Regions from separate parts of the Homo sapiens genome. Here all the other regions are linked to region 3. The links are chromatin contacts, found by Hi-C or POLR2A ChIA-PET in ENCODE. All regions are on one chromosome and are shown on one strand. Each heading gives the region's core, a stretch centred on a gene start or an enhancer-like site at or near the end of the contact. The rest is flanking DNA. Distances are from core to core; before and after follow the strand shown.

Region 1 (3,702 bases), core at 67-2,566, 130 kb after region 3:
TTAAAATATAAAAATATATTTAATATATTATATATAAATATTAATATATAAAAATATATTAAAATATAAAAAATATTAAAATATTAAAAATATAAAATATTTATATATTTTACTAGATTTAATAAATCAATCTTTGTTTGATTTATTACATATTTATCCATCAGTACATCCCTGTATCCATCCATCAATATATTTTACATGCATTTCAAAGTAAATTGCAGACATCAGCACTCTTTTTTGTTTTGTTTTTTTAGAGACAGTGTCTCACTCTGTCATCCAGGCTGGAGTGCAGTGGCACGGTCATAGCTCACTGTAATCTCTAATTCCTGGCCTCAAGTGATCCTCCTGCCTTGGCCTCCCAAAGTGCTGGGATTACAGGTGTGAGCTACCATGCCCAGCCTAGTATTCTTCACCCCTAAACACTTCAGAATTAATGAGAGTTCAACTTTTTTTTTTTACTTTCGAGGTAAAATCCACAGGCAGTGAAACGTACACATTTTAAGTGTATACTCACTGAGTAATGAGGTTTTGATCTGTGTAACTCACAGTCCTATCAAGACAGAGAACGTCACTGTTACCCCTAAAGGTTTCCATCATGCCCCTTCCTAGTCAATCCCCAAGCACAGGTAACCACTGCTGTGATTTGTTTCACTATAGATTGGTTTTGCCTATTCTAAAATTTCATGTACACAGAATAATATACACCAATATTTGTTTCTTCATTCAATAATAGGTTTATTCAGTACCTATGATAGCTCACAGACATACATGTGATGTCTCTTCAATGTGAGTAATGAGTTCTCCCAGACTGACTAAAAGGCTGAAGGTATTTCTAAGGCCTTGCCTGTGACCTCCTTCCCTCTGCCCTCCAATCCCATTGTCACTGAGAGACCATAGACAGTTGGGCCTCAGAAACAGAAATGCAAGCCCTGTGTCCCATTTGAGCCCTGGGCTCCTTCCTGCCCATCACTCTCCACCATCCAGACTGGCCCTGGAGGCCTCTTGTCAGCTGCACGCCCACACTAACTTTCACACCAGGGTTTCATCACATTTCTCTAGCCAAGTGCGCAAAGGAGTGTCACAATCTCAGTCCAGGCAATACCCAAGTGGGTAAAAGTACAGGTGAGTGGGCAGCTGGAAGGAACTGGATAAGCAGAGGCATTATATGGTCCTGTAATTCTGTGGAGGGGTGGTACAGGGGCGGAGGCTAGCCAGAGGCTGGGGAAGAAAACATTAAGAGAGGAAACATCACAGACTCCTGAGCAATCAGGGCTGGGCAGCTGAACAGTGCTTACCTGGAGCCACTGGGACGCTGGGCACAATGCTCTTGCCCTCTAAGAAGGACCTCAAGACTGCCCTGGATGTCTTTGCTGTTTTCCAGTGGTCCTTCAGTGCCTTGCTTATCAGTGAGTCTTCAGCCTTTGGTAGGGTGACCAACCATCCTGGCTTGCCTGAGACTGAAGGATTTTAGGGTTGCAGGATGTTCAATGGTCAAACTAGGGTTGTTCCAGTAAAACCAGGAAGGTTGGTAACACCAGCCTCTGGCCTGACCCACCTGGCCATGGTATTTGTGGGATCTGTGAGTGTCCCTGTGGGCATGTGTGTGTGCATATGGGTGTGTGCCTATGCAGGGGTGTGTATATGCACGTCTATGCACATGGACTTTGCTGCAGGTGTGAGCCCTTCTCGGTCTACATTGGGGTGTAGAGGGCATTCTTTGGGAAGATGAGGAGCAGTTCCACTGAGGCTAGCCAAGGAAAAGGGCTTGGCTGCAATCACAGGGACTCAAGCAAACCACCAATTAGAGATAGTTGGGTCAGGTGGCAGACCGAGGCTCTGGAAACCTCATCCTGAGGAATTCGACAATTTATCCATCCATGTCTTCCAACGCTTACACTACAAACACTTTGTGAAAGTTATTTCTATGCTGGCCACTGTGTTCTAAATGCTGAAACAAATCATCACTGTGGGAAGGGGTCCTGGAAAACATTCTTGCCTTTCCAGTGGTTCAGGTGAGTACTGGCTGGAGTCAGGGAAATGAATTAAGTGACCTTGCAAGCTATCTAGGAATAAAGAATGCAGATAGGCCTTGGTGCACAGAGCTGGCACAGAGGCACGCCAGTGAATAGGAAGGGTGGGCATTCCTTACCTCACCTCACCTGTTTTCAAATTCCAGTTCTACTACTTACTATCTGTGTAATTCTTAGCAAGGTATTTATCCTTTCTGAGTCTTGTTTTCCTCATTTGCAAAGTGGGAGCATTCAGGGTGTATTAATCAGGATGGTCTAGGTATGCCGTGCTGATAAATTCACCCTGAAATCTCAGTGGCTTAACCCAGCAAATGTTTATTTCTTGTTCATGCTGAATGTCCAACATAGGTTGGTGGGAGTCACCGCTCACTGTGGACATTGATATTCAGGCTGACGGAGGCACCACCAAATTGTGTCGCTGCAAAATGGGGCTTGAGGGATTACCACAGCATGGGAGGGAAAGTGAATGGAGAACTCATTCACAGTCCTTACTACCTCCACCCAGAAGTGATAGGCAAGAAACCATGAGCTGTCGCCTCATTTTGAACGTCCTTAATTACTGATGAGTTTGAGCATCTTTTCATGTTTATCAGCAATTAGTATTTCTTTTTCTGTTAACTGCCCATTTATGACCTCTGCCCATTTTTCTCTTGAATTTGAGTTGACTCTTGAAGGACAAATAGGAAATAGGTGAAGAAAGGAAGAGCATTTGGGGCAGAGAGTGGGCAACACATGGAAAAGCTAGGATGGCAAAGGGCACATAATGCATTCAAGGAGCTGCCAGTGGTTAAGTGAGGTGGAGGGTGAGAAGCACAGAATTGGTGCTCGATATATATTTATTGAATGAATGAATGAACAAACAAGAGAGGGAAGAAGGAAGAGACTGGAGAAACAGGCAGGGGACAGATTGTGTAGGGCTTTGTAAACCATGGGAAGGAGTTTGGACTTTTTTTGAGAGCCATGTGGAGCCATGAGGGAGACTGACACAGGGTGATGGCATCAGAGATTACTCTAGCTCTGTGAAGTCAACTGATTATAGGAAGATAGAAGTGGAAGGGGCAATGCCAGGTAGGAGGCTGTTGCAATAATCCAGATGGCGGTAATTTGGACCAGGCCGGTAGTGATGGTGATGCAGAGAAGAGGAAAGAAGAGGGGAGATTCAAGAAATTGGAGTAGAATGAATAGGACTTGAAGATGGGGGGTGGGGGCACGGGAGAAATGGAGGAAGCAAGACTGAGGGATCAGGTCCCAGTGTGAGCTGGCAGGGGGGCAGGTGGGGCAGAGAAGGGTTAAGGAGGAGAGTGGCTGAAAGGGGATGAGTCCAGGGACAAAATGGACTCAGAGGACTCTTAACTGGAGTTTGACTTCGGGGTATACTAAGAGGTACAGAGAGGGCAGGCAGAAGAGCTCTCGGTCCTGGCAGCAGATATGGGCTGCAGGCGTTTGCCCCTTCCTCACTAGTTCACATAGGGCAAGTGGGGCAATGGCCCTTCGGAGGCCTCTCAGCTCTTCACTCTAGGAGTGCAATTGAATCCATCCGGACCCTAAAGGCCTTGAGAGAAGGCCCTCCCAATAAGTGAGGGAAATAGTGCAGATATTGGTATTTTAGTTCCCATCTTGCAGATGAGGAACTGAGGTTCAGCAACGTCTTTGGTCACACACAGTAAGTGGC
Region 2 (4,111 bases), core at 1,424-3,923, 110 kb before region 3:
CACCTTAATCAAATGATCAAAATGAACATCAGTAGTAATAGAATAAATCAAAATCATGTGCTGCCCAATAGGCTTCAGTGAGAAGAAAACAGCACCACTTCTGTGATATTCCTGCTAAAAGATACACAACCTGAATCTAATCATAAGTAAATGCCAGACAAAACAATATTGAGAAAAGGTTTACAAAATAACTGGCCTGTAATCTTCAAAGTGTCAAACTCATAAAAGTCAAAAAAAGACTAAAGAACTGTTTTAGAATGGAGACTAAAGAGACAGCAAAACTAAATAAAACGTGATTTTGAACTAGATCTTTTTGCCATAAAATATTTACTGGGACAATTGGTGAAACTTGAATGGGGTTTCAGGAATAGATGGTAGTAATGTAGCAGTGCAAATTTTATTGTTTTGATGGTTGTATTGTGGTAACTTAGAAGAAAGTCCTTTTTTGTAGGAAATATACACTAAAGTATGGGGGGTTATCAGGCCAATGATTCATCTCAAATGGTTCAGGGAAAAAATGTTTTTTATGCTGTTCTTGCAACATTCTATACGTTTGAAATTATTGCATTAATATCTTAAAATTTTGAAACAAAAATTTCAGTGTTCCTTGAGCCATATCATTAAACAAAAAAACGTGAAAAAATATGTGAATAGCTGTTGCCTAGAAGAAGGCTTCTAAAGGAATGAACTAACATCACTGGGTAGAAATTACCAGGAAGCAAATTTCATCTCATTATAAAGATCTTTATAACATAATTAGACTTGTCCAAAACCCAAATCTCAACTGGACTACCTGTGAGTCAGTGAGTTCCCTGTCAAAAAAATTTTAGACACTGGCAGTTCACCTAACAGATATTGTTAGAACGCATTTTTCTTTGGATGAAAAACAAACTAGATGATATACAAATGTCTCTTTCAACTTTAAGGCACTAGCATGCCATGATTCTACTTCTTTTAAACGAACCTCTGTTTTGAATCTTGAATAACCACTGTATTAGAATAATAATTAGACATCTCTCAGGCACTGCTCCCTTCTTTAGAACCCTGCTATGGTCCTCAACAGCATTAAAGACTTAGCTTCCCCAGTAAAGATTATTAACTGGTGATAGTATTCAGAGGCTTTAGGCACTCCCCTTCTCCACCTAAAAGAAGTATACTCATTATTCAAGACCCATCTCAAAGTTTTCCCACTCTGTGAAATTCACCCCAAATTCCCCAAGCAGAGTTAGAGCCATCCTTTTGTTTTTCATACCACTTTGTATGAGAGCAGAGCTACTACTTCCATAGGACTGACTCTGTTGTATATTTTTAACTTGAAAAATTTTTCTTCTAAAAGATAGGTACAAAAAATTTAAAAATTTTTATATATTCAAAATTATTTATGTAGTCATCTATCTCCATTCCTATCCCCTGGACTTTGAACTCCTTCAGGGCCTCGAAGCTATATTATTTATCACCTGAATCCCTCAACAAGCTTTGCAGTGCCTGGGCCTCAAGTAGGTTGGCACACTTATCACCATCAGCAACCACCACAGAGTTTATAATCTAATGAAGTTCCAGGATAAACAAACATATACAAGTCAAAGATGAACAGAACCACATAAAGCAAATACAGAATAAAACTAGCTTCAAGGGTACAGAGACGTTGACAAATGTTATTAGGCTAAGGGCTTCTTGAAGGCAGGAATCATGATTCATCGATTCCTGTATTTGCAGTGCCCAAGCACAGTGCTTGGCACATAGTATATGCTCAAGGAATATATATGTTACGTTCGAGGAATCAAATCGCCTTACCTTTAAATACACCTTTTATGAGTGGCGCTACTGCTGTATTGAAGACTTCTTCCTGTTCAGTAGAGGGATCAAATACAAAATCGTAGGTGAAGGATTTATCTGTACCAACCACCACCTAGAGAAGGCACGGGACAAGGCGTAAGGTTAAAAATGAAAGGCAAGACCACACCCCTCGTTACCATTTGGCCCCAGCTGTTCAGACACAGGCTCTGGACTCTGCTACGCACCTGAGGCTCTCCGGGCACGAAGGAAAGGCACATCTGGCAGCCCTCGCTAATCTCTTTGGGGACCAGAGGGCGACAACGCAGCGCCACTCTTACGGGAATTCCCTTCACCTCTTCCTTCATGATCCTATCTCAGCACCGTCTCTGCGAGGGGGAAAAAGAAGGCTCGCTGATGAATGTTAGTAGGTCAGCAGGGGTGGGAGGGCGTCCTCCCCGGTTCCGACCCTCCTCAGCGGGAACACTGACTTGGGAGATTCACGCTCCATGACTTGGCCAGGGCTGGACCGCCCGTCAGCCCTGCACTCTAAAGAGAGTGCACGGGCTTCTGAAAGGCAAAGAAAAAACTCCAACGGGGACGGCGACAAAGAACCAAAGCCCTAGGGTACTGGGTAAAAACAGGTTCTGAGCTAAGGTGTGCCCCCGTAACTCACCAAACTAAATGTCCCTTCCCCGTTCTCCCTGGGCCTCCCGCCGCCCTGTCCCAGCCGGAGCTTTAACCGCCAAGTTTCAAATCCGTCCCGGAGACGCCAACCAATTGCAGTGCGGACTGCCCGAGGGCGGAGCGCGCACGTCGGCGCGCGCAGGCCGGCGCGGTGGGAAGGGGAGGGTCAGCTCGTTGCACCCTGGCCCGGCCTCTTTTCGACCCTGCGGAGCATCCGCTTCCGGTTCCCAGACTGAATTGTCAGTGAGCGGAGTCTGAGGTCGCTGTGGACTGCCCACTGGTGAGGTGGTGCGGCGTTTATGCGGCTGAGAGTGCGGGTCTCAGGCAGAATGTGGGGCGGGGACGTGGGAGGTGGCTGGTCAGGTGAAGGAAGGGTCGATCTAAGGACCCTACCATTACTAATCACATCTAGGAAATGTGGGGCGGTGCCTTGCCCCGAGTCCCTGCGGATAGTTAACACTCCCTTGGGCTTCGAAAGTAGATCTTTTTAGACTCGACCCTGATTTCCTCTTCTCCAGGTTTGAGACGGTAACATCTGTTTTGCAGGATTGTGAAAAATGAGGTCCTCTTTCTAGAGTACCTGACAGGTTGCTTGGCATCCAGAAGATGTTTAGCTAAGTTAAGAGTTTTCTTCTGTCTTCCTTCTCTCCTCCAACCTTAACACCTAGATATGGGCTGGGCCTGTAGACTGACTGCCTTGGAATGGGTTGGAGCTGCTGTCTGAAACTTGCTGGGCTGCTCTCCCTTTTGAACCACTTTTTGTCTGTTCTGATTCACTCTTCCAGGGCCTTGCCCGAGATGGACAGCCGGATTCCTTATGATGACTACCCGGTGGTTTTCTTGCCTGCCTATGAGAATCCTCCAGCATGGATTCCTCCTCATGAGGTGGGAACCATCTGTATTCCTGAGTAGGAGATTTTTTTCCCCGTGGGCATGAGATGATGCATGAAAGGTAGGATAGCAGGGTTAGAAGGCGAAACGGAGAGTGAATCTTAGCACTTGTAGCCAGAGGACCCAGAAGCTGGATTCTGAGCAACAGGACCCATTGGGAACTTCTTTATGGAAGCCTCCTGCTAGGGTCTGTTCACACCGGTTAATTCTGGAAATTTGGAGCCTTCATTTCCATACTGTTAAGAGGTTCAGCGCGGTGGCTCATGCCTGTAATCCCAGCACTTTGGGAGGCCGAAACAGGCGGATCACCTGAGGTTGGGAGTTCGAGACCAGCCTGACCAACATGGAGAAACCGCGTCTCTACTAAAAATACAAAATTAGCCGGGCGTGGTGGCACATGCCTGTAATCCCAGCTACTAGGGAGGCTGAGGCGGGAGAATTGCTTGAACCTGGGAGGCAGAGGTTGCGGTGAGCTGAGATTGAGCCATTGCACTCCAGCCTGGGCAACAAGAGCAAAACTCCATCTCAAAAAAAAAAAAAAAAGGTGAAGAAATGGGGAGCTACTGGGCTGCCCCAGTGCTATCCATCTACTCATTTAGTCTGTGTTATCTGTTCTACTTAAATTAAGTCTATGACCTTTCCTTTTCCTGACTTCAGGGTAATTCATTAGTGTTTCAGATGAAGGTAGGTGTGAAGTAAGACTGGTAAAATTTCTGGGGTTGCTGTGTCTTGCAGAGGGTACACCACCCGGACTACAACA
Region 3 (4,029 bases), core at 1,208-3,707:
AAATATATATGAGAAAGTATCATTTTCTGGCAGAAAAATGAGTACATTTTAATTAGAAACACTGCCTCGGCCCGGCGCGGTGGCTCATGCCGGTAATCCCAGCCAGCACTTTGGGAGGCCTAGGTCGGCGGATCACCTGAGGTCAGCAGTTTGAGAACAGCTTGGCTAACATGGCGATACCCCGTCTCTACTAAAAATACAAAAATTAGCTGTGCGTGGTGGCACACACCTGTAGTCCCGGCTACTCGGGAAGCTGAAGCAGGAGAATCGCTTGAACTCGGGAGGCGGAGGTAGCAGTGAGCCAAGATCCTGCCATTGCACTCCAGCCTGGGCGACAAGAGTGAAACTCCATCTCAAAAAAAAAAAAAAAAAAAAAAGCTGCCTCAGAAGAGCATTCTTGGGTGGGACAGGCCCTACACCTAAAAGGACCCGCTCACATAGCTCATCCTCTCTTGACCTCTTTCCCCTGCTCTCTCTGCCCCATCTCTGCCCACTCTTTCTGGGACCCGGATTTGACACGGTTGCTGCCACCCCAATAGCAAGTCTCTTAGGACATTCCTGTGCTCCTCACTTTCCTGGCTGAGGGTCAGAACTTATCAAAGGGGTCTTTTTGAGGAAGTTAGGGGAAATGCAAAGGAAAACAAAAGGAAACTATGAAAGTCTAGAAACAACTAAGTTTACTAACAAAATGACTTTCTTCTCTCGATATAGCTAAAGTCAAGCCATCAATGGGCTTAGCATGTTTTGATTTTAATAAGGCTTAATAAGTCTGCATTTTGAGAAGGCTGTGGACCCCTCTGGCAGTCTGGTGAAGCCATGGACCCTTTCTCTGAATAATATGTTTAAATGCACAAAATAAAATACGCAGATTTACAAAGGAAACCCATTATATTAAAATTCAGTTATCAAAATATTACCCACAATATAATATAGTAACATATGTGCTTCTTGATGTATGCATTAAATAACCAGATCTAACAGCAGTGCCAATAACTACTGGAATTTTGAAGTAGTCGTGAACATAAATGAAATTTCGAGATGCCTGCAACAACTATAATATGAAATGCAAATCTCTGTGATGTCTGTTACTGACACTCACAGGTACTCCTAACACTTCGTGGTTTATTGCCTACATTCATCATTGAAGGAAATACTACATTTCAGTTAGAGGTTAGTGGAAAGAAAGAGGCAGTTTTATTCATCCCAATTCAAAGTAACCCCCATCCACCCTGAATTTTTGGTCTATAGGACCCTGGTTGAGAGCCTCTGCTCTAAGGGTCATATAGCCTCCCATGGGTTGGAACCAGCTGTCTCCTACCTGTCTCATCCTTCAGGATGACATTATTTCTCCTCATCCAGTTTTCAAGCTTGCACCTGTAATTGACCACCCCCAAATCCCTGGTTTCTGGCAGGGAAAATCTTGGAGCTGTCAGCCCGTTTGCCGTTTGCACTCCAGCCTGGGCGACAAGAGTGAAACTTCATCTCAACAACAACAAAAAAAAGCTGCCTCAGAAGAGCCTTGGGTGGGAGAGGCCCAACATTGTTGACTTCTGTGCTGTGAGTCCACAGAACAACTGGCTCTTTCTCAAAATTCTGTCTGAGATGTCACTCAGGCAGCCCTCAGATTTTCCAGAATTGTCTCACCATAACCATAGACTAGAAAATCACCCTACACCTACCTAGTAACACCAACTCTGTAAGCCACCACCACTTCTGCCCTGTCCCTGAATATGACTCTTTTCAGCTAGTTCATAGGGGACAGCTCCTGAGAAGACTGGAGTGATTTTTTTTTTTTTTTCATCTTGAGACGGAGTCTTGCTCTGTCACCCAGGCTGGAGTGCAGTGGCACGATCTTGGCTCACTGCAAGCTCCACCTCCCGGGTTCAAGTGATTCTCCTGTCTCAGCCTCCCAAGTAGCTGGGATTACCAGTGCATGCCACCATGCCTGGCTAATTTTTGTATTTTTTTTTTTTTCAGTAGAGACGAGATTTCACAATGTTGGCCAGGCTGGTCTCAAACTCCTGACCTCAGGTGATCCACCTGCCTCGGCCTCCCAAAGTGCTGGGATTATAGGCCTGAGCCACCGTGCCTGGCCTGGAGTAATCTTTAAACCAGAACAGCTGCAGCCTCACTCCTGGCCTTTGTGCCAGCCAGATCCTTCCCAGAGGGTGGAGATCACCCAGATGATCTCTTTGGAACCCTCCTCATCTGGAGATTGGCCACTCTTTTGGTTTGTTCCCCATGTGCTCTCCAGCCCTTGGGGTTCACTCACCTAAAAATATATAGACTGGGATCCATTGCAAAACAAAGAAGGTTTGGAGGCCCTCCTGGAGATTCAGTCGGGAGAAGAAAGCCATGGTTATGGTGCTGTTCTGTTGTGGCAAGAAGCCTAACCAGAAGGTCAAAACTTCTTAAGCTGAGTTGATTATAGATGCTTTGCTATAATCTCTTACTGTGGAGTAAGATTAGCTGCTGGGGTTTTGTCAGGCTTGACCAAACTTTTCCTCCACTGCCCCGCCCCAACTTCCTACCCACACATCAGGTTGCAGATCAGGCAATATAATTGATCTCCCCAGTAGTATCCTTTCTCCACGTGTGCCCAATTGTAATGAAGCAGAAATGGCCCTGGGGCGGCTCTAGCTGTGGGGGAGGGGCACTCTTGATAAATCAGCGCAGGAAGAGAGTATCTTGGGCCTCAAATAGGACCTCCGAAAAGCACCCCACTACCTTTCCCTGCTTAAGAAAAGGGACTTGGCAGCCACACTTGTTCCTGCCCTAGTGGTTACCCTTTGTCTCCTCTTGTCTTCTGCTGAGTCACCTAGCCCACTGGGGCTGTTTTTCTGCACCGGATATCTGTTAATAGACTCTTCAGATCCCTCTTTGTGCCTCTAGTCCCAAGGGACCTGCCTCAGTGGCCAGATACCTTATCATAGAGCGGGAGAAACATTGCACAGAAGGAAGACCTGGCTCCCAGTCCCAGCTCTGCCATGCTCTTCCTGTGACACCTTTGGAAAATGTTACATCTCTCTAGAGCTCAGTTTGAGCATTCATTGCTAGAATGTAATATAGGTTAGGGGCATAGACTTTAGAGCCAGATAGCTGGGGTTCACATCTCAGCTCTGTCACTTACAAGGTGGTGAACCTCTATGCCCCAGTTTCTCCATCTGTAAAAGTGGGACTATAATAGTACCTACTTCTTAGAGTAGTTCTGAGGATTAGATAAGTGAATGAATATAAAGTGCTTAGCACACAGCCTGGCACCGTTTCCTGTCATTACTACTCACTGAGTTCAAGTAACACATATTGAACAAGTAACATATGTTTCAGGCTGAGGCTTGCTTCTGTGTAATAGCCTTTGGAAAACTGAAGACTGTTCCCAGGTCTCAGACCGTTTTTTTTCTGTTTGTTTGTTTCGTTTGTTTTTTTTTTTCCAGACAGAGTCTCACTGTGTCGCCCAGGCTGGAGTGCAGTGGCGTGATCTCGGATCACTGCAACCTCTGCCTTCTGGGTTCAAGTGATTCTCCTGCCTCATCCTCCTGCGTAGCTGGGACTACTGGCGTGCGCCACCACGTCCAGCTAGTTTTTGTATTTTTAGTAGTGAGAGAGTTTCACCATGTTGGATATATTTTTTCTGTCACTATCTATTGAGTGACTGCTGTTTGCCAGGCACTGTGTTTAGGTGCTGAGGATTCAGTAGGGAAGAAGACAGACATGATTCTTGCCTTCTTTGAGTCTACAGTCTAGTGGAGGAGACAGACATTAAAACAAAAAAAAAATCACAAAAATGTTAGGCTGGGTGCGGTGGCTCATGCCTGTAATCCTGGCACTTTGGGAGGCTGAAGCGGGAGGGTTACTTGAGCCCAGAAGCTCCAGACCGGCCTGGGTAACATAACGAGATGCCATCTCTACAAAATAAGTAAATAAATAAATAATAAAATAAAATTAAGATAAAATGTCTGTACACTTGAAGTTGCAATGTGTCCTACAGGAAAAGCCCAGTACTCCCAGCAGAAGGCCTTGAATATAGAA

The links. A loop is a pair of places that touch in the nucleus more often than their neighbours do. ChIA-PET counts read pairs that join two places held with the same protein, here RNA polymerase II (POLR2A). Pooled maps may share reads with other maps.
Region 1: a pooled map shows a loop between it and region 3 (3-fold over the local background). The contact joins the promoter of AWAT2 here to the promoter of DGAT2L6 in region 3. A Hi-C loop is called at or near these places in 1 of 50 pooled maps.
Region 2: a pooled map shows a loop between it and region 3 (7-fold over the local background). The contact joins the promoter of PDZD11 here to the promoter of DGAT2L6 in region 3. A Hi-C loop is called at or near these places in 1 of 168 maps with a recorded cell type or tissue (IMR-90), 1 of 37 single-sample maps with no recorded cell type and 8 of 50 pooled maps. POLR2A ChIA-PET finds 5 or more read pairs at or near these places in 4 of 52 experiments (A549, MCF 10A, PC-9 and 1 more).

The regions. Positions count from the first base shown.
Region 1 is chrX:70,047,552-70,051,253 of GRCh38, reverse strand. AWAT2 (acyl-CoA wax alcohol acyltransferase 2) reads left to right here and starts at 1,316. Exons shown (of 8, transcript NM_001002254.1): 1 at 1,316-1,406. The coding sequence starts at 1,322.
Region 2 is chrX:70,288,489-70,292,599 of GRCh38, reverse strand. It overlaps PDZD11 (PDZ domain containing 11), which reads left to right and starts at 2,673. Exons shown (of 7, transcript NM_016484.5): 1 at 2,673-2,740; 2 at 3,246-3,345; 3 at 4,087-4,111. The coding sequence starts at 3,259. It overlaps KIF4A (kinesin family member 4A), which reads right to left and starts at 2,496. Exons shown (of 31, transcript NM_012310.5): 1 at 2,450-2,496; 2 at 2,022-2,162; 3 at 1,795-1,909. The coding sequence starts at 2,141. RefSeq lists a silencer at 2,516-2,695.
Region 3 is chrX:70,175,911-70,179,939 of GRCh38, reverse strand. DGAT2L6 (diacylglycerol O-acyltransferase 2 like 6) reads right to left here and starts at 2,457. Exons shown (of 7, transcript NM_198512.3): 1 at 2,273-2,457. The coding sequence starts at 2,357. RefSeq lists enhancers at 2,765-2,814, 2,835-2,894.